Regions from separate parts of the Homo sapiens genome. Here region 1 is linked to region 2. A link is a loop called in an ENCODE intact Hi-C map of the cell type or tissue named here. Cell type or tissue: heart left ventricle. All regions are shown on one strand. Each heading gives the region's core, and the rest is flanking DNA. Links, peaks and the distances in the headings are about the cores only. Region 1 has its middle 41 kb from the start of MIR551B. Region 2 has its middle 55 kb from the start of LINC02082.

Region 1 (11,725 bases), core at 4,479-9,478, 340 kb before region 2:
TGCTGCTTCACCTGACACTTTTATGTTATGGAAACATCTTCTTTCTTTAAACCTCATGAACCAACCTCTACTGGCTTCCACCTTTTCTCCTGCAATTTTTTTCACCTTTCTCAGCCTTCGTAGAATTGAAGGGAGTTAGAGCCTTGCTCTGGATTGGGCTTTGGCTTGAAGGAATGTTATGGGTGGTTTGATCTTATATCCAAATCACTAAAATGTTCTTCATATCAGCAATAAGGTTGTTTCATTTTCTTATCATTTGCATGTTCACCAGAGCAGCACTTTAAATTTCCTTCAAAAACTTTTCCTTTGCATTCTTAACTTAGCCGTTTGGCATAAGAGGCTTAGCTTTTAGTCTGTCTTTGCTTTTGACTTGCCTTCCTCATTAAACTTAATCATTTCTAGCTTTTGATTTAAGGTGAGAGACATGAGGCTCTTCCTTTCACTTAAATGTTTAATCCTACATTCACTTAAATGTAGGATTATTAGTTGGCCCAATTTCAATATTGCTGGGTCTCAGGGGATATGGAGGCCTGAGGAAAGGAAAAGAAAAAGGGGAACAACAAGTCAATAGAGTGATTGGAACACACATACCACATTTGTTGATGAAATTCACCACCTTATATGGGCATAGTTTGTGTTGCTCCAAAACAATTACAATAGTAACATTAAAGATCACTGATCACAGATCACTGTAACAGATATAATAATAATGAAAAAGTTTGAAATATTATGAGAATTAACAAAATGTGACACAATGTGAGCACATGTAGTTGAAAAACTAACACCCATAGACTTGCTTGACGCAGGGTTGCCATGAATCTTCAATCTTCAATTTGTAAAAAATACAGTATCTGTGAAGCACAATAAAGCAAAATGCAATAAAGCAAGGTATGACTGTATATCCGGTGGTTCCAGTATTTGTTGAAATAAACTATGTTTTTCTACTGCATTCATGGCTTTTCTCCCTGAATCTGCCAAATAGAATTTCCTCAAGTATGGCTCTTTATGATTTACAGCATTAATGTGGATGAACAATTTGTTTTTTATTTTCATGGTTACATATTTCTTTTAAAAAATATCTTTCACATTTTATGCCTGGTTTCCTATTTATGATAAAAACAATTATGCAAGTAAAACTAATGTTGTTTTAAAGAAAAAATATTAGGAAAACCATAATATAGGAGGTACTTAGACTGGCAAATATAATGACAGTGAGGTAGGGATAAGAAAACTGTGGAAAATGCTGTTTGGTAGGTTGCAATCAACTAATCTTTAGATTAGATATTAGGAGTTAATACATTTTCTTCCATCCTCCCTCCCTCCCTCCCTTTCTTTATTCCTTCTTTCTTTCCTTCCTTCTTTCCTTCTTTTTTCCCTAAGGCACTAAGAAACCTAGAATATTAATATATAGGAACAGCTTTTGAGTTAGTAAATCTTTTTAATGATTTAAATTATCTATTAACTCTCTTTTAATTAATAAAAGCTACCAGTTTGTGAGTGTTTAAATGCCAAACAATTATCTAGGCACTTCCTCAAAAATTTCTGCATTTAATTCATACTCAATTAACTTTCCTGAAGTCCCACGGCCAGAGAAAAGTACAACCGATTGTGAACCCAGATTGATTTCACCTCTCAGCCAACACAATCTCCTTCATACCAGGCTACCTTTTACCTCTTCATCCACATGAATTAAAGCTTGAATGTAGAGGAATAGCTCTACTAATCATAGCTCAGGCCATGTGAGTGCTAGAGGTCTGGGATGAAAATAGCTGGTGGGGTTCTCAGTCCCTTCTCAACACTGTTGAGAAAGCTTTTTGACCTGCAGTTTCCCTTCCTCCTTAACCATTTTCTCCCCTCACTTTTTTCTTCTGTTTTCTCTTCTGGAAGATAATTATGAATGAACATTTTATTGTTTTGTGAATATTTGTAGTTACTTATCATTTACCAAGATCCATATTTGAAATAGAGCTATAGCAAATAAAGATTACATATTCATTGTTTTATTAGTGATTATAAAAAATACATACCCTCAGGTTCTGACATTTCACCATAGTTTCATAAAATCGTACATCTTTCTTGCTTTCTCTCTCCTTTCCTCTCCTTCCCTCCCTCTCCCTCCCTCCCTCCCTCCCTTATTCCTTCTTTTCTTCTTTTCCCCCTAAGATACTAAGAAACCTAGAATATTAATCTATAGGAAGGAACAGCTTCTAAGTTAGTTCTCATTTTCCTAAGAGGTAATGAGATGAACATTGGCTTTTGAGTTTAAATCCTGAAACATTCCCACTAATTATTAAATTTTTCTGAGCATTTTTTTCATATAATATAAGGTATAGAGTTTGCTAAACAGTGTTGTTTCGAAAATTAAATGGGATATATTTATAGTCCCTAGTGTTACAGGCATTATAAATGTGGCTGTACCCAACAAATGTTGCCATTATTAATTTTGCTGCATATCATATTATTTTTCATCATTGTCATTATTAAACCAAATATTTTGTTAAAAACTAGAATAATTTAGATTCCATGCATGTTGAGAAACATGGGTGGTCTGGTGATTGTTAACTGGCTCCCAGTGCAGATTGTTAAGACTTTTTGATGAATGGAAACCCTCTAACTATTGTTGAGAATGTACAAAGATGGGAAGTGTGCTTGTGGCCATGAAAACATGCTGTGTTTTCCTTTTCATATCAAATGTGATCTTAATTAAGTCTGTTGGCAACACTGATTTATATTTTAATAACCAGAGATATATTAGCTAAAATAAGAGTAAAGAGTTAAGATTCTTAACTAATCTGTTTCTTAAAGTGCCTGGCTGGGTTTTGCACATTTTCTTTGGATTCAGTAATATACACTATGCAAGATTTACAATGATATTGGTATAGAAGGATTTCCAAACACCTTGCAAATCATTATCTTCTGAGTATAGACAGAGAAGGTGTAGATATTGTTTTGTCACTATAACCTGGCTTGCTATGTACCTTTATGATGATGTAAAATATACTAGTGCAGTTTTCAAACATTTTGATCTGTTACATAGTAAATATTGCATTTTATATTGCTAGCTAGCACACACACATTCTTAGCTGGAAAAAAGCGCCAAATTTTACCTTTGCTATGTGCAATGTCCTCCTATATTTTCTGATCTGTCTTATTCTATTTCATTTTATTAACTTATGCCATTAGTTTGATTTTATAACCCAGTAATGGGTTACAACCTGAAGTTTGATAAATATTTTGTTTCAAGAAGTAACCACTTCACTTTGGCTCTCTACCAAAGTTTCAGATTAAGGAATTTTATGAAATACCTAGGAAAATCTTAAGAAGATTATGACATTCTTCCTTTCCTTTTTTTTTTTTTTTTTTTTTTGAGATGGAGTTTCACTCTTGTTGCCCAGGCTGGAGTGCAATGGCACGATCTCAGCTCACCGCAACCTCCGCCTCCCGGGTTCAAGCAATTCTCCTGCCTCAGCCTCCTGAGCAGCTGGGATTACAGGCATGCGCCATCACGCCTGGCTAATTTTGTACTTTTAGTAGAGATGGGGTTTCTCCATGTTGGTCAGGCTGGTGTCAAATTCCCAACCTCAGGTGATCCACCCGCCTCGGCCTCCCAAAGTGCTGGGATTACAGGCATGAGCATCTGCACCCGGCCTAGTATTTTCCATTTTTATGCCAGATCATTCTGTTTGGTAATATGGCTCCTCTCTCCCTTTCACATTGGTTAAAGACATTTTATTTACTTTATTTAAAATAAGAGTACAAAAGCATCCTGGAATTGTATTTATTCCCTTTAAGTACAATAAGAGATAATTCCACTGAATGTATATTACGCTCTTTCATTTTTTTCCTCCAGTTTCTACTATTTTCTACATTTCATAAGGTTTGCATTGCGTATGAACTTCTTAATGAGTGATTTGTATTGGGTGTCATGTTTTAAATGTAAAAAGAGTAAATTATCACAATGAAAACGAAGGATGTCGAATGAAAGAGCAGACGGACAGAGCTTGATTGATGTTCGGAAGTTATTTTTGCTGTGAACTCCTGTCAGCCTAGAAATCATAAAACAGAAAGAAGGCTTGGTTCAGCTCACATGCCCTTAGGGGATGTATGGAAAAGAATTTAAAATTCTGATAGAGTAACTTCAAAAATGTAACAGCTGAAATAATTTATTTCACTACAGAGCCACCAACTGAACTTTTACGTTGAAATGATTCTTTTTGAAGTTTCACATGGTAGCAGGAAGGCACAGTGGTCTCTGCACCTTGGTTGAAAATGCCCAGGCTGCTCAGTTATGCCTTCCTGCCGGAACCAAACTGTGGCCGCTGCTCTGGTTCTTCTGGCACTTTCTCACTGATCACTTCCTGAATAATGGGAGAAAACAACTGAAAGTCCATGATTTCACAAAAAGGGTGAAGGAGAAAAAAGTTGGGGATAATATGGGTGTTTTTCTTTTTTTATTTTAAAATGCTTCCAAATATTAATTTGGGGCATTGTGTGAAGGCAATGGAAAAAATATTGGGACTACTTAGTCCTTGAGTATTTTAATCCATAATGACTACTACCACATTTGACTAGCTAGATTGTGATATTTGAGCTGGCTGGATCTTAGAGTCATCTCAGAAGAAGAAATAGAAAAGAAAATGAGGCAGTGCCACTCTAGTTGGTGATACATGACATTTCTTTCTGTTCTCTTTTATTTTTATCAAGTTATACCTGGGCAGCCTGATGTGTTTGCTTTTTCTAGGTGACATTGAAATGATATCCACCAAGGAAAAAGAAAATCTGTCATCCCTGTACAGTGTTTCTCAACCTGACTCCATCTGTGATAGTTGTATGTTTAATCGTAGTTAACTAAAAATATGCAGAATAATGATGATGAGGCTAATACACCTTAAAATGAATTTCCACTGTATTAAAACAACAACATGCATTTTATAAACATTTGTATCTACCTATGTATGGTTTATGTATTAGAGTGTATAACCTACCATATATCCAACCTATCAAATACATTCACACACTGGAATTCTAGATTCCTTACAAATCATTCCACATATCTACAGTGGTCTGTAACTCACCAGTTGAAAACCAGTACTCTAAAATGTTAAAGATCACTATGCCAATCAGATGAGAAAAAGAAGCACCAGGAAATTCCTGAATAAATTGTTTAAATGGTCAAAACTATAAAATAAAAAGAGTGTGAATTTAAAAAAATGTATTATCTAATTTGTCTGTATTGGTATCTATACCTTGAGACAAAATTTAACATTTTCCTGGTATCTACAGATTTTTTTTTTTCAAAGGAGATCCTTCTATCTTGCTTTGGTGTAAAGAAACAACAGAAAATATGCTGTTGCTATAAATAATATTTATAATTTTAATAATTTCCTATGCTAATTACCTAACTGTGCTCTATTATTAAAAATTGCTAAGGTAGATGATTGCACATGTAAAAAAAGACACAATGACAACCACAAAAACAAGGCTTCACATATATTTTCAGCAAAGGTGAAAGAACTAGAATTATACATTTTCAATTTGTTACTGAAAATTAATTTTATATATATATTTTAATATATAGGTATTTCTGTTCTTATGAAAAATAGTTTCATGATCAGATACAGAATTTGAAACATGGAAAATTCTGCTTTGAGGTAGGGGTTAATATTGAATCATTTTATGGTTCATAGTTAACTACCATTTATTGAATGCTGAAAAGATATAGTTAACTGAAAAGCATTCTTTAGTTAACAAGCTTTTACAATTGAGGGTAATTTTTGTCTCCTGCCAAAGAACAACGAGATTGAATTCTATGCTAATGAAACTGTTTTTCAGTGGAGCATACAGTGATTTTCATAATCCTAGTCCTGGCTGGGATGTTGGGAAAGTGGCACATAGCCAGAATAATTAAAATGGGATTTAAGGCCATATTTTGGAAGGCTTTCATTTTTCAAAATGGTATGTTTGTGACTGAAGTTACTTCTGAAGTCTCAAAAATTTCAGACCTGAAAGTAAACTTGGTGTCAAGGAAAGTCTTGACCTTTAATTTAAATTGCAACCAACTTTGCTCCTTCTAGCTTTCTGATCTTGAGCAATTTGCCTAACTTCTCTGAGATTCAACTTCCTTAATTGTAAAATAATGTAATATTTATCTTGCAAGGTTGTTAAGAAGGTCCTTATAATCTCTCAATCACCTGTCACGATGTACTCAATAAACCATAGTTGCTATTATTATCATTAGTATTATCACCAGTATAATCAAATAGTTATTATTTCTATGTGATTTAGCAGATGATCTTTTATACTCAAAGTAAACTCCTTTCTAATGGAGCCGTCAGGTTAAATATGGCCAATACAAGCTAAATGAATGGGGCTTTGAATACATCTATTTGATGAACCCATGATTATGAAATGGAAATGCTAAATCTGCCTCAATTTCTCTGGTGATAGGACAGATGAGATTCTTGAGGGACCCAGATTGTCACGTGTATAAGTTATTTGCTCACCTTTATGAACAGTCCTTTTTCAAATGAATATTGCTCCTTTGGTAATTGTATACTAGATTGTAAAATGTCTTTACATCCCTCTGAATAATTCTTCCTTAAAATGGTCAGACACAGTATTGATTTTTCCTGGGGTATTCCTTTGCCTTGACCCAGCTCACAATGCACTATCCATTGGACAAAATAAAGCATTTCCTTTATATGAAGAAAAGAGAAGGGTAGGTAGAGACAAAGGAAAGTCTGTCTGGAAAAATCTTTGTACTTTGATGGGCTTTGTATGGAAAAAAAGAAATCAAAGCTTAGGGCAGAGAACTTGGACGTGGTAGGTGTAGGTCTCTCCACAAGATGGCACTCATTCTCCCTCTTCTTTTTTCAATTGCCAAAAATAAATTTTGTCACTTTTTATTTTTTACTCAGTCACAGAACAAATATGTTGTTAGTTTGTGTATCAAATATACCTGGTTTCACATATTTTTTAAGTGTTCGATCATGTTTCTGACTCTTAGTAGTAATGAGTGTATTTTACCTCCTGTAAGTCTCTGTCGGTGAGTACACTGTTTTGGGAGGAAACACTCACCCCTACTCCCAGTCACAAATCTAACAAAACTTAAATTAATCTTCTAAAAATTTTCTGTTAAAATCTCCAAACAAAACTGAAGATTAACTGAAAAGAACCAGAATGTCTCCATTGTTGTTTTTATCATTATTTTAAAATTTAAGTGGACATGCCTTTCAATTTTAGGGAAAATCTCTATGATACTTCCAATACTTCCATTTTGATGTAAGAAGCAAGTTTACCTCCAAAGGGCCTTGGGTCTTCTTACCCTTGTTAGTGATACGAGATGTCACAACTCTCTTCTAGTCACTGGAAGTTAATGTCAATTGGAGTCTTTATAATCATTTAATTTTTCTTAATACAGAAAAAATTGATCTATCAAATGATTTTTAAGTTCATATGCAAAAGTAATGTATGTTACTTATTAAAACATTAAAGAAAAAATGTTAGGCTACTGTGAGTTCACTAAAAACAGGAATTTGATAAATGGTAAGTAAATACATAAATTTAATTGATAATTTTGCACTTATATTTTTATATCACATTATATTTTCTAGTTACTTTTCTTTCCAAATACTTAGAAGGTAAAGAATGTATGTGGACAAAATTATAGCCTACTTGATTTGTTAATGTGATGATAAAGATCTATTTAAAAATTCTGGTTATACCATGGTTTCCAGGGTCTAGATTTTCTTTTAGCCCACTTCAGAGTCAGACTTTAGAATATTTATCATTTCTGTAAAACAGATTCCTGAAAGTTAAGGTCTTTCATACCTTCATCATAACAGTTATTATTATGGAATCTTTGCCTCACTTTTCAGAATGCTAACAGTGTTGGACGCTAATATTACAGAATGCTTGCCACCCTATCGTGAAAGTCACCCTTTGAAAGCAGGAGGAAAAAAGAAAAATCTAGAGAAGGCCCTAAGAAGACAAAAGAATTATTGTAGTAAGAAAACTAAGACTTATCAGAATATTCATAGGAAAGCAAGGCTACGGCTTGAATGATTTGATAAAAATAACCACTACTGCCATAATAACTTGTTATGGGTTACATGCTACACCAAGCAATTCAGAATTATTAGATCCTTTACATTCCTAACATTCCTAATGAAACAAAAAACATTATCCCCTTTGTTAACACACAGGATAGCTGAGAATCAGAAAGGCTAAGTGGCTTGGATTTGGAGGCAGGATTTAAACCCAGGTGTGTCTTGTTCCAAAGCCTGTGCCTTGAACCATTATATACCCCTGCTTCCCTGACTTGTAAAGACATTGAATATTGGAATTTGGTTACTGGCTTCTAAGATAAGCAATATCTTTACATGAATGTAGATTGGTTATTGCATCTTTTCCAATTTTAAAGGAATTGAGAAGACACATTTTCAACAAACTCAAGAGATTTTGATTTGATGAAGGGAAGAAGTTTTTGATTCTCAGGCTGTGGAAATAGTGAAAAGAAACAAACAAAAAGGATTATGTGGACTCTAAAAGGGGTGTCTTCAAGAAACAAGTAGTCAAAACTACCTTTTTAAATTATGTGGGTCAATCCCCCAAACGAACATAAGGAGCTGCACACAGGTATAGCCTCCTTTTAGACATTTTTATTATGATTTAAACACCTTTATGTGAAACATATTTCATACATATTGAACTCAGTCAACATCACTTCACATTCACTTCGTATCTCTGTCTGTATATCCCTAGACCTTTAAGGAGTTTTTCTTACTTGTTGTAACTTTTCTCATTAACTGTTTTTGTGCATTCTCATCAAACTAGGCACCTAACCTACTTTCATTTGTTATAGCTACGTAGAAGTTTCTTCTGTTGTTGTGTCTTAGTTTACCTGGATATTTCTGTGCTGTTGGGTATTTACATTTTTCCTGCTTTTTTCTCTATTATGAGTAAATTTTTTTAAGGGGGGAGTGGGTACATGTTGGTTCTCTTTGAAATAAAATCCCTAAAGTGAAATTATTATATAAAATAATACTAATAGCTTTTCAACTCTTGTTAAATATTTCCAGATTGCCTTTTAGAAAGAACAAACAACTTTTTAATGACTTCAGTAATAGAGAAATCATAGATCCCAAACTCAAATTCCGAATAAATGGGCTTTTCCTAGTTTTCCAAACTGGCAAAATAAGTGAGTGTAACTGACTAGGTGTTTGACAACAGATGGTAGTGGGAGCAACAACAACCTGGAGGGCCAGGCACCAGAGAAAGGGGGCAGCAGCCTCTGCAAAGTGAAGGGGGCAGCAGCCTCTGCAAAGTGCTGCCTGACTGTTGCTTTGGTTATGTCAGTGTGTGTATTGGTCAGGATTCTCCAGAGAAACAGAATCAGTAAGTTATTACAAAAGGAGATTTATTATGAGGCATTGGCTTATGTGATTATGGAGGCTGAGAAGTTCCATAATGTAATCACTGGAACCTGGACACCCAGGAATGCCAGTGGTACAATTTAGTCCCATCCCAAAGGCCTGAGAACCAGGGGAGGTGATAGTGTAATTCCCAGTCCCAGGGTTGATGATGAGATGTTACATTTCAACCAGGCAGGAAGCAAAAAGGGGTGACTTCCTCCTTCCTCTACCTTCTGTGCTGTTGAGGCTCTCAGTGGATTGGATGATGCCACCTGCTTTAGGAAGGGCAATCCACTTTACTGAGTCCACCAATTCAAATGCTAATCTCATCCTGAAGCACCCTCACAGACACACCCAGAAATTGTTTAAGCTGAGAGATTTGTCAAATTCACACATAAAATTAGTTATCACAAGTCCACCTTTCATCAACTAGGCACCCATACAGATCTTCTTAAACCATACCTAATCTTTGAAATATGACAACAAGGCTATATTCTGTCTAACATGACACAACTATCCTGAATACAACTGAAAATTCGATTCCTAGATGAGAAAGTAAAGTACTTGAATGGTGTTTACTCTTTGTTTGATATCCTATGACTTAAAGACTATTATAGAAAATTAAGAGTACTAAAATACTATAATATAAATTCAATAAATCATATTTTAGTTGATGGGGGAACAAGAGAGGAAAGAAAACATTTTTACTTCCTTTCCTCTCGTATATCTCTTATATATCTGGCATACAAATGCATTCATGGCAAAATAAGGAGGAAATACTCATGACAATTACATTCCTGGCTTCTGTTACTGGTCACTGGTATTTATAACGACCGTTTTCCAAACTATTCTGTATTCCCTTTGCCTTCAGAAAGTACCCTCGTGCGGTAAACCCAAATCTTCATTCCTAGAGGGTCTGAGCCATTACTAGTCCTGCTTGAATGAGATTGCTGTGTTTTTCCATTGGCTTTAATTATAAGGCATAGTAATACTAAGAAAGGCCCTAGAGGATCTCCTGTATTCCAGACATACTCTTCCTTATCTCCATTGTGGATTAATAGTCCAATTTCCTTTTTATAGTCAGGATCAATCCCCCTTGTCAACTCTCTTCTTTGTCTGTTAATTCAAAGGCAGGAAGAGTACAGAGTGGCCAGGCAGCAGTCTTAACTTCCAGTTCAGTGGAATCATTGCTGGGTCTCCTCATGGAAGCATTCTTCCCTTGGGAACTAAGACCTCTAGGCCTAACAGAGAATAGTCACAAAAACAGGAAGCAAAAATAGATGTGTGTGTATATACATCCATATGTATATATGTACTATATATATGTATGTATATAACAGTATATTTTAATGATGTATTTATTGCATGGTCTCATGTTGCTTTTTTTTTTTTTTTACATGTTACAGTTTGGATGCTTTAGTTTTCCATATCTGTACTTATCCATCTTGTCTCTGTTCAGATCCTAATCACTCCATTTCTTTAGTATCAGGAATTTATCTCCTCTCCACCGCTGGAGAAGACCTGTTCTTTATTCTCTAGTTTTTAATAAAACGTTTTACTCTCACTCAGCTGGAATACAGTACAATTTGGGGTATGAGAAATGACTCTAAGGTAATTTTTTCCATACTGCTATCACATTGGCCCAACACTATTTATTAAATATAATTTATTTCTATATTGTTGGGGATTCATATAATCATTTAAATTGATTTTTACCAATCTCAGTTGTATTTCATCAGTCTGGCTTTATGGGCTATGAATTTTTCTTAATATGTAATTATTGCTTTGTGAGTTTAATCTCTGATATAATAAATCATACAGAGATATATCAAATTTCTTTATTATTTAGACAAGGTGATCTCTTCATGTCCTCTAATATTCTCTTTTGCCCCTCTCCCTAAAAAACTGTCATATTCTAAAGCCAACTAATATGGGAAGGAGAATGAAATGATATTAGTTGAGAATGAATGACAGACTACTTAGGATAACATGTATGCCAAGTGAGTTGAATCAGCTGATGTAGTAGTATGACTGACAGTTTTTGTTGAATATTTTATGAATCTATTAAATTAAGAAATGAAATGGATGGTCTCTAAATATCCTTATAATGTGGACATTCTCTGAGTTTTTATTCTAACATAACTCTAATAATTTGGACAACCTCAATATCTGACAGCATATTTCCCTTGTGATATAAAGTCAGTCTCAGACATGGTCTCCTCTAGGGAACCTTCCCTAAATGCCACTACAACTGTCCATGCCCAAATCTGAAGCTTCTCCTGGCTCCTTCTCTTTTTCTCCTTGACACTGTG
Region 2 (11,725 bases), core at 3,732-8,731:
GCTGGCAGGTCAGCTGGGCCTGGCTGGTCCAAGATGTGGCTGGCTAGTCTTAAGGCCTAGTCTCAGAACTGGCACATCATCACTTCTTGCTGCAGTCTTTTGGCCAAAGCAAGTCACACTCCTAGCCCAGATTCAAGAGGTGAGGAAATAAAGTCCGCCACTTCAAGGCAGGAGTTGAAAGTCACGTTATAAAGAGAAAAGATACATGTCTGGGTACAGAATTGGGGTCAGTTTTACAATCAACCCCAATTGCTTTTCCGGATTAGGAGGGGCAATACTGAGGTTCCCTCCTATACTAGATCACACCAGCTCACTCATGGTAAGCACCACAGCTCAAAAGCGAGATGTGAGGTTTTGAAGTTTTGAATAAGCTCTAACCCTCTGTGAAGTTATCTATTACAACAGCATTTAAGAAAAATAACTAGACAGGCCAGGCGCAGTGGCTCACTCCTGTAATCCCAGCATTTGGGGAGGCCAAGATGGGTGGATCACCAGAGGTCAGGAGTTTCAGACCAGCCTGGCCAATGTGGTGAAACCCCATCTCTACTAAAAATACAAAAATTAGCTGGGCGTGGTGGTGGGCACCTGTAATCCCAGCTACTTGGGAGGCTGAGGCAGGAGAATTGCTTGAACCCGGGAGGCGGAGGTTGCAGTAAGCCGAGATTGTGCCATTGCACTCTAGACTGTGCGACAAGAGTGAAACTCCATCTCAGGAAAAAAAATAAAAGAAAGAAAGAAAAATAACTAGACAGCTTCATAATGATGTTCTGTATTGATGTTCTGTATTGGTTAATACATTTCTGCAACATTTGGCTTAATATAGATATATTTTACCTATGCAGTGGAGTCTTGATTTCTTAAACAGCATGTTCTCAAAGTGTTTCTTCTTGTTTTCTTTCATGTGTGTGTTTATAAATGTATGTATATGCATGTATATATGGATTTAAATGTATACACATATGTATATGTATATATATATGCACATATGTGTGTGCATGCACATTTCCTACTTCACTTCTGCCAGCATGCCAGCATCCCTGTTATTCTTTAGCACTCTGAGGTACCACCTTATGGTTGTTTACTGAAGTTGCTGATTATTCCAAAGGTCACTACCCAGAGCAGGAGATGTTACCTGCCTTACTGGAGCCAACTAGTTATACAGTGGAAGGGAAATCTAGGTGAGGATGTTAACAGGCATATGTATGCATCTTTTTATGTGGTGGTTCTGATAAAAATTCCATAGGCTCAGCAATAGAGGGCTCAAAATCTGGCTGATAATTTTACATCTGGGGTAGCTGCATTTATAATCCTCCATCAGTTGTGGTGTTGTCATCTTCATTAAGAATTTAATGAGCACCAACAGGCCTAGCTAATGTGTGGAAAACAGAGGTGTAGCCACATCCTCTGCCTAGCAAGCTGTTGCATGATTACAGAGCTTCTGGTGTGCATGAAGAGCTGGGCCCTCCCTATTTTTACTTACTTCATAAATCTAGACACAGACTTCACTTTGGGGCTCATATTATTAAGAGGATACTGCAGAGGAAAAATAAACCCCGTTTGGTAAAGTAAATGGTATGCCTGCCTCTGTAGCTACCCATGGTTTATTACTGCTGTATGTTATTTCCAGCAGTGCTTATAACAGTGATCATAAGGGACCTTTAAAGACTTACTGATGCCTCTTGGGCAGTTTCAGAATAATACCGTTTATAAATTATTCTGCCTACATATCTTATGTCTTCAGGATTCCTTTTGCCTTGCTTTGTCTGTTGTGAGTATATTTGCATGAAAACAGGTGTGTGACAAAATTCAACATTCATTACAATGAAACACACCCACACTTATACACACTTTATTTTGCAAATGAAGAAATAAAGAGAACTTCTTAAATCTGATTTTTAAAGACAATCTATAAACATACATATAGCAAAGATTATACTTGGTGGCAAAATGCTGAAAGCATCCTCTGAGGTCAGGAAAACAAGACAAGGATGCTGCTTTCACCAACTTTCAATATTTCACTGGAGGTCCAGTCTAGCCTAATAAGTTAAGAAAAAGACTTACTGGAAATAAACATATTAAACTGCTATTATTCCTAGATGACATGATTATTTGTCTAGGAAATCTAAAAGAAGGTATATACTATTAGAACTAATAAGTAACTTTAGCAAGGTCACTAGGTACTATGTCAATAAATAGACTAATTGTATTTCTGTACATCAGAAACAAAAATGAATTTTTAAAAGACATTTATAATCATATTAGAGACCTATAAAATATCAAAAACCAAATTAGATGCAAGATGTATAATGCCTCTAATTAAAACCTCAAAATATTATTGAGAGAAATTACAGAAGACCTAAAAAAATAGAGGCATATACCATGGCCATGGATTGGGAATGATGTATAGTTCTAACTCAATCATAATTAAGATTTCTACAGCATTTTGAATCAATAAACTTATGCTAAAAAGTATGAAAAAGAAAAGATCCAAGAAGAGCCAAGAAATCTTGAAGAGTAAGAACAGAGCTGACAACTTTCAATGCTAGATAACGCTATAGTAATTAACATAATATATTATTGGTTCAAATGTGAATAAAGAGAACACTGAAACGTAATAAAAAGTCCAGAAAATGACCTACTTATATAGATCAATTGGTTTACGACAGGGAAAACCCTACAGTACAGTGAGTACATTAAGTGGATATATTCTATAAATGGTGCTGGGTTCATTGAATATTCATAAAGAAAAAATATTAATCTTGACTTCTACCTCTTACCACATACAAGTCAAAACATTTTACATTTAACTGTACAAAGATATGTGTCTTTTCTAAAAAAAATAGTATTTTTATTTTAAGGAACTATATTTTAATTTGTTCATTTGTTTTTGTTTTGATATCTAGGAACTCACAGCTAAAGCATGCCTGATCACAGTAATTTTCTTTAACCTAAGGTTTCTGGCATAACTCTCTTGTCCCTTTTATTGCATGACAATTGTTCTTTCATCCTTGCTTTAACGATTCTATTTTATGGGTCTCTTTTGTGTGTGTGAGAGTTATTTTAAATCTTTTTTTGAAGTAGACAAGGTATAAATAATGAATAAATCAATCAATGAGGCAAGTTAAACTTCTTTTGAAATTTTGAAGCCTGATTGAATTGTCAAAAAGAATTATAGCTCGTATAGTAATCCCAGTAATTACACTTTGATAAAGTTGTAACTGTCTAACATCATATTGCTAATATATTAAGCAAATAAATATTACATGGAATGTTCTTTAAATGTTAACATACGTGTCAGTATTAAAAATAAGTAGCATTTACATGGAGAAAGAACCTACTTTTTGTAGACTGTGTGTTATATATACTGGGACAAAAAATATAGATTATTTGTTTCTCTTTAGGAAAAGTTGCTTGAATATTGAAATAACTTTTTCATATGGATACAGTATGTAGAAGAAAAAGAATAACTGTTTGGAAGGTGGGAAGTGTAGCAACTGAGAAGTGCTTCAAACCCTGTTAGTGATTAAGAATGTGAGATTTAAAGTTATTAGACCTATCTACATAGGAATCCCAGCCCTGCCACTTAGTGACTGTGTCATCTTGGAAAAGTTACTTGACCTTTCTTAAGACTCAATTTCTTTATATCCAAAATGAGAATAATAATATCTATCTCATATAGGCTTGAATCTGTATATGGCTGAATGTAGGCATGACATTAATTTTTTGCAGAGTGTAATATTTCCGTATTTTAATATCCATCCTTTAAAATATTTAATTTTGAGTTTTGGAAGAGAATGAAATTTGAGCACCTATATGCAACAAGCAGACTGAGTACGGAATAACTAGGAGAGCAGGTGAAAAACGTGAATGATGTGGGACAAATAAGAAATTCTGAACACTGTGTGCAGCCCATCAATTGCAATGAGGACCTGGGGAGTTGTAACCTATGAAACTGTAGATGCTGTTGCTGTACTGTGAAGCACTACTGCTCTGACAGGCTCTCTGAGCTCCCATTCCACCTAGCACACGTGGCAATAAAGTGCAGCACATGGAATCCATATTAGAGCAATAGCTGCATCTTCAAAAAAACGTTTTAATGACTTTTCTAGTCTGCATTTAGAAGGATGATTTTAGATCTTACATCTTATCTTTTTCTAGGTTAATGTGCCTTCCCCCTCAGATCCCTGCATTTGGGGAAATTTCTGTGATGGTATACTCCCAGAGAGTATTGTGTCTCATTCAAAATACCCTTAGGAAACCTTTGATCTAGAATGTAAGTTCAGCAGCCAGAATCAGAATTGAATGCTTGTGGTGGTGTGAGAAGTCTGCATATATTCGGAAAGTTGTATAGGGACATTTTGTGTCGCTCCTTCTTCCACTTCTTCCTCTTCCTCCTCTTCTCCTCCTTCTCTTCCTCTTCCTAGTCTCCTTCTTCTCCTCCTCCTTCTCCATTTCCATCTCCTTCTCCTCCTCCTTCTCCTCTTCCTCCTCCTCCTTCTCTTCCTCTTCCTACTCTCCTTCTCCTCCTCCTCCTTCTCTTCATCTTCCTACTCTCCTTCTCCTCCTCCTTCTTCTCCTCCTTCTCTTCCTCTTCCTACTCTCCTCCTCCTTCTCCTCCTACTCCTCCTCCTTCTCGTCCTCTTCCTACTCTCCTCCTCCTTCTCGTCATCCTTTTCCTCCTCCTCCTCATTCTCCTCTTCCTTCTCCTCCTCCTTCCCATCCTCCTCCTACTCCTCCTCCTTCTCGTCCTCTTCCTATTCTCCTCCTCCATCTCCTCGTCCTTTTCCTCCTCCTCCTCATTCTCCTATTCCCTCTTCTTCTCCTTCTCATCCTTTTCCTACTCTCCTCCTCCTCCTTCTCCTCGTCCTTTTCCTCCTCCTCCTCATTCTCCTCTTCCTTCTCCTCCTCCTTCTTCTCCTCTTCCTCCACCACCTACTTCTATTCTTCTTCCTACTCTCCTTCTCCTTCTGCTCCTTCTCCTCCTCCTCCTCATCTTCCTTCTCTTCCTCTTGCTACACTCCTCCTCCTCATCTTCCTTCTCTTCCTCTTGCTACACTCCTCCTCCTTCTCTTCCTCTTCCTACTTTCCTTCTCCTTCTCTTCCTCTTCCTACTTTCCTTCTCCTTCTTCTCTTCCTCTTCCTACTCTCTTCCTTCTCCTCCTCCTTCTCTTCCTCTTCCTACTCTCCTTCTCCTCCTCCTTCTCCTCTTTCTCCTCCTCCTTCTTCTCCTCCTCCTCTTCTTCCTACTCTCCTCTTTCTCCTTCTCCTCCTCCTTCTCTTTCTCTTCCTCTTCCTACTCTCCTTCTCCTCCTCTTCCTTCTCCTCCTCCTCCTTCTTCTCTCCCTCTTCCTACTCTCCTTCTCCTCCTCCTTATCCTCTTCCTCCTCCTCTTTCCTTGTCTCTATATACTCTTCTCCTTCTCTTCCTTCTCCTCTTTCTTCTCTTCCTCCTCCTCCTCTTCTTTCTCTTCCTTTTCCTACTGTCCTTCTTCTCCTCCTCCTCTTTCTCCTCCACCTTCTCCTCTTCCTTTTTCTCTTCCTCCTCCTCCTCTTTCCCTTCCTACTCTTCTTCTCATTCTCCTCCTCCTCCTATTCCTCCTTCTCCTCCTCCTCCTCTTCCTCCTTCTCCTCCTCCTTCTCCTCTTCCTCCTCCTCCTCTTCCTCCTCCTTCTCCTCCTTCTGTTCTTCTTTCTACTCTCCTTCTCCTCCTTCTCCTCCTCCTGCTCTTCCTCCTCCTTCTCCTCCTTCTGTTCTTCTTTCTACTCTCCTTCTCCTCCTTCTCCTCTTCCTCCTCCTCCTCCTTCTCCTTCTTCTTCTTCTTTCTTCCTCTTCTTCTTCTTTTGAAGTCTGTGTACTGGTGTCTTGAAGAACCATCACCTTTGGAAAAGGTAGATTTTGTCAGCAAACTGGACCTGAGAAATCTTTTATTGCAAGGGAGGCTTCTGGATTAATTGTTCTCTTCTGTTGACATCCATAGCTATTGGCACTTGCAAAGATCTTATTTGATGGTTTCTATTCCTTGGGTGACCAAAAGCACTATATCAAAATGCAAATAAGGGAGAATTTTCAATGTTTAATATTAAACCAGCCCTCCTACCTACAGGAAACTGCCATTTCTGCAAATGGTGTGGAATGTTTTGTTATATGACAAGGAGTGGAAGAGCTAAATATGCCCTGCACTTGAACCGCACTCTGTTCATCTAAGAATTCTGTGTATGTTGTATTACATTGGAACTATCTGGATTACAGCACAGACTAATAGTCAACCAGCCAAAATAAAATCAGCCAAAGATTCATTGCTGTCGTTAAAAACCTCACTTTAGAAAGGAAGGACCTAAGTAGATACTTTAGTAATCAAATCTGAGGAAGTTCAATTTTACTTGGTTGTGAGAAACATGGAGCATGCAAATACCTAAAATTAAGCAATACTAAAGAAAAAAATAAATTTACTTATCAAAAATGATTAAAGTGTAGAAGTGAATCTGCTATCACAGTAATTTAATAAACTGAAGCATGAGTTATTTTGGATTGAATTTGTTACATAGCTCATGCATGAAATGATCTGTTGCTTGTTCTTGTGACTATGAAACAGCAAAGGGAAAAAATGTATTCTGTCCGAGGCATTGTAAAAATATTGAAAGCTTTGAGCCTTTTGTAGAGGCATATGACTACAACTTGTCATTTATACTTTACAGGCCAATAATTTTTACGCCGAAATCGCAGATGCTTAGCTTTCAGAATTATCTCTTAATATATAGTGGGTTCAGAAACTCAACTCTGGCGCCATGAGACTGTCACTCATGTGATTACACTGCCACCATGTGGTTTCAAAGATCCTTTCCAATTAAAAAAATCAAAGATATGGCCTCTTACGAAAAAGAAAATGATGATTCAAGTATTTTCTCTATTTTTCTTGGTCGTTTGTTCTGTTACAATATTATACATAGTGTATGGATTCTCATGGGAGGTATGACTGGGGCAGAAATGTAAGAGGTGGTAGTATAGGCTAATAATTATTTGTAGTTCTTCATGAATTCAGCTTCTGCCAAGTGAATACCATCAAGAGCTTTGCTAGCAGGTGCTACCTTCATTGACCTTTTCTGAATAAATATAGCATTTACAGTGTCCAGAAGAATCTAAAAAATTCCTTACAGATGTCAATAGGCAAGTGTTTCTCAAACTCGGTTCCTAGACTGGCAGCATGAACATTCTTGAGAAACGTATTAGAAATGCCAGTTATTCAGCTCCACCCCATGCACTGAATAAGAAATTCTGGAAATGGGGCCCAGTAATCTGTTTTAAAAAGCCCTCCCAGGTGATTCTGATGCTTGTTAAAATTTGAGAACGATTGTTAAAGACAATCACATCTCTCTTAGGATAGATTAACACACATTTCCCTAGATAGTGTTAAATTTAGCCACCTGCTTCGGGCCCCTAAAAAAAAAAAATCCACAGAGAAGTGAAAGACAAAGGTCCCAGGGCTTCCTATCAGTTTCGTTGACCAGCACCCTGAAGCCCTCCCTGGGAAGGAAGAAGCAGGTCATCTGGGGGGGTTCCTGTTCCCATCAACTGCCCTATCAGCATTCTTTCTTCCCTATTTAACTGCACCTGAAAGAGTTGCTACAGCCAATTCGGAATAAATCTTTCAACCTTTTGGGATTATTGGAACACAGTCAATTATGAATGGATGTTATATATAAGACTACTTTTCGGACATTAAAAATATAGTTTTTATATATAAGCTAAATATAAGCTAAAAATATAGTTTTTATATATACGCTAAATATAAGCTACAAATTGGAAAGCCTCCCAGGCTTTAAGAATGTTAAAGAATGGTGGGATGGTATGAATTGGAGACTCCATGCCCTGTCATTACAGCCAGACACTAAACTGCTTCCCAACTCAGTTTTCTGTAGTCATGCACAAAGGTTGGCCTCATGCTACTAGGACTTCTGATATTTATAATATGAAAAGTCAGAAAGAATAAATTTTATGTAAAATGTCAAAATTTTAAAGTATGAATTCAAGTTTACGTGCATGTATAAATAAATAAATGAAAACATATCTGCCAGTTTGATTCCATCTACTGACCTCCAGAATCTTGTTTCTGGGGTAAACAGTTAAGGAAAATTGTGGTTATCAACCTCAGCATACATTTATGAACATATGTATGTCTGATATTGAAGTGATTTGTGTCCATGCTTTTTCATCTTTGTATGTGTAAATACATATCCTTTCTCTTCCTCTTCCTCCTCCTACTCTCCTCCTTCTTGTTTGTGCTTCCATAGAAATTTTAGGATTGTTTTCCTGTTTCTTTGAAGAATGTCATTGGTATTTTGGTAGTGATTGCACTGACTATATACACAGCATGGAAACCTAGCATCTCAAAACATGGGGGAAATATTTTATTTGGTAACGAAGTAGCTTCAAACTGAGTAAAAGCAAAAAATCTGAAAGGTGCCTGAATTCAAAAAGCACATCTCTAAAGTGCCATGCTTTATAGAAGAGAATGTATGATATTTTTACTAATATGAAACATGTTTTCAAAGCATTTAAAAATCTTTCAAGATCTTACAAATTTCACAGCACATACAGAATAAAAATATTGAGAATATACGACTTACTTGTAGTGTAGGTTATTCTTAGGGACATATAAAATACTTAAAAATATCAAGATTAGGAACAAAATTAGGCACTCAATTGGAACAAAAATCAGATTTTAATTGTTTTTATCCCTGGCTATGGAAAGAGTGCTTAATAAATAGCAGCTGAACTAATAGAAGAATAAGTATTGATCAGGTGTTACTGAGAGAATTTTCTACATAAGGCATGGTCTCTGCAGCTTAACCCTCACTGTCCTCACTGTGTCCAAGATTCAGAAAGTGCGTCTTATATCATTGCAAGTTGGAGGTTTTCTGAAAGACTTCAAGAACAACTTTAGATAGAACCTTGGTTTTTCTCTGTGGTTTCTTTCCAAATCTAGTAAAATTTCAGTGGCTGTGCTGCTGATCATATATTTAAGATTGATAGAACTAATTCTGGGTTAAATTACAATGTACACACCAAGCTGAAGATCATTCTGGTCACTCGGGGCCAATGTCTGGATACATCCCCATCCCTTGGCACAACAGAAGCTAGTTTTTCAGACTGTTTCCAGATTTAATGAAGACCTCCTGCCCCAACTATCTTGACCTATAGAATATCATTGTGGTTAGGATTCTGAACATGGGGATCCTTTACTTTCCTTCCTCATGGATTTTAGAGTTTCAAGAGTATCCCATAAAAAAATGCATATTCAGTAGTCCCCACTTACCCTTAATGTATATGTTTCAATATACCCAGTGGATGCCTGAAACCACAGATAGTACCAAACCCTATATATATTATGTTTGTTCTATCCATACATACATATGATAAAGTTTAATTTATAAACAGGCATGGTAAGATATTAACAACAACAAAAATAAAATAGAACAATTATAATAATATGCCAGCATAACTACTCTTGTGCATTGGGGTCATTATGAATTAAAACAAGGGTTACTTGAACACAAGCATTGTGATACTGCCACAGTCAGTCTGAAAACTGAGGAGGCTACTAAGTGACTAGCAAGCAGGTAGAGTCTATGGGGTGAGTACTCTGAACAAAGGGATGATTCAAGTTCCAGGTGGGAGAGAGCAGAAAGATAAGGGAGGGTGTCAGATTTCATCACACTAAGAATGGCATGCAATTAAAAACTTATGAATTGTTTACTTCTAGAATTTTTTATTTAACTTTTTTCAATTTAGAATTTTCAAATTTTCTTAAATATTTGATACATAAGAAGTACATATTTTGAGGTTATATGTAATATCTTGATACAGTCATATATATTGATCAGATCAGGGTAAGTGGGATATCTGTCTCCTTAAACATTTGTCTTTCCTTTATACTGGAAATAATTATTATCCTCTAGCTATTTTGAAATATGCAGCAGATCATTGTTTAGTCACCTTACTGATTTATCAAACACCAGGTCTTGTTTCCATAATCTAACCATATTTTTGTTCATATAAATCAACCTCACTTTATTTCCTCTCCTCCAACCCTGGCCCTTCATGGCCTCTGGTAACCACCAATCTACTCTTTATCTTCATAAGATCACCTTTATTACCTCCAACATATGAGAGAGAACATGTGATACTTGTCTTTCTGTGCCTGGCTTATTTCACTTAACATTATGACTTCCAGTTCCATCCACTTATATTGCTGCAAATGACAGGATTTCATTCTGTTTTATGGCTGAATAATATTCCATTGTGTAAATACACCACATGTTCTGTATCCATCGATGGCCTCATAGGTTGATTCCATATTTTGGCTATTGTGAATAGCGCTGCAATAAACATGGAACTGTAGCTATCTCTCTAATATATTGATCTCCTTTCTTTTGGATATATACCCAGTATTGGGATTGCTGGATCCTATGGTAGTTCTATATTTTGTATTTTTAAGAACTCCCATGTCATTTTCCAGGATAGCTATATTAACCTACCTTCCTAGCAACAGTGTACAAGGGTTCTCCTTTCTCCACAATCTTGCCAACATCTGCTATTCCTTGTCTTTCAGATAAAACCAATTTAACTGAGGTGAGATGATACCTCATTGTGGTTTCCCTTTGCATTTCCCTGATTATTAATGTTGTGTAATTTTTATATACCGATGGGCCATTTTTATGTCTTCTTTTGAGAAATTACTATTCAGATCTTTTGTCCATTTTTAATTGGATTATTTATTTCCTGGGGGGGGGGGGTTGTTTGCTTTTTTGAGATTCATATATATTCTGGTTGTTTATCCCTTGTCAAAAGGATAGTTCACAAACATTTTCTCCCATGCTGTGCATTGTCTCTTCCATTTGTTGGTTGATTCCTTTGCTATACAGAAGCTTTTTGCTTGATACAATCTCCTTTGTCTATTTTTGCTTTTGTTGTCTACACTGTGGAGGTCCTGCCCCCAAAAACCTTGCTTAGCCCAATGTCCTGTAGCTCCTCTTCAGTGTTTTCTTGTAATAGTTTCATAGTGTCATGTCTTATTACATTTAAGTCCTTTAATCCACTTTAAGTCGATTTTTGTATATTGTGAAAGATAGAGGTATAGTTCCATTCTTCTGCACATGATTATCTAGTTTTCCTACCACTATCCATTGAAGAGCCTGTCTTTTCCTCAAAGTGTTTTCTTTGTGTGTTTGGCAAAAATGAGTTGACTGTAAATGCATGGATTTATATCTGGAGTTTCTATTCTGTTCCATTGGTCTATATGTCTCTTTTTATGCCACTACCATGCTATTTTGATTACTATATCTTTGTAGTATATTTTGAAGTCACGTAGTGTGATGCCTCCTCCTTTGTTCCTTTTGCTCAGGATTGCTGTAGCAATTCGAGGTATTTTGTGCATCCATAGAAATTTTAGGATTGTTTTCCTATTTCTTTGAGAATGTCATTGATATTTTGGTAGGAATTACATAGAATCTATAGATTGCTTTGGATAGTATTGACATTTAAACAACATTAAATTTTTCGATCTATGAGCACAGAATGTCTTTCCATTTGTTGTGTCCTCTTCAGTTGTTTTTCATCAATGTTTTATTGTTTTCCTTGGAGAGATCTTTTACTTCTTTCTTTCTTTCTTTCTTTTTTTTTGAGACAGAGTTCTTGCTCTGTCGCCCAGGCTGGAGTGCAGTGGCACA

Evidence for each region. Peaks named below come from ENCODE experiments on the same cell type or tissue, not always from the same donor. Only the 100,000 strongest peaks of a DNase experiment are listed, where the experiment ranks them.
Region 1: it touches region 2 in a loop (10-fold over the local background); 52 of 110 quality-filtered maps call a loop at or near these places.

What each region holds. Positions count from the first base shown.
Region 1 is chr3:168,504,763-168,516,487 of GRCh38, forward strand. It overlaps the pseudogene EGFEM1P. Among named protein-coding and RNA genes, the nearest start is that of MIR551B, 41 kb to the right of the region's middle. RefSeq lists an enhancer at 9,436-9,952. In heart left ventricle, for the core only: a CTCF peak has its summit at 6,828 (motif pointing right); no DNase peak of the experiment used is centred there; H3K27me3 peaks cover 678 bases.
Region 2 is chr3:168,840,668-168,852,392 of GRCh38, forward strand. No RefSeq gene overlaps it. Among named protein-coding and RNA genes, the nearest start is that of LINC02082, 55 kb to the right of the region's middle. In heart left ventricle, for the core only: a CTCF peak has its summit at 6,812 (motif pointing left); no DNase peak of the experiment used is centred there; H3K27me3 peaks cover 544 bases.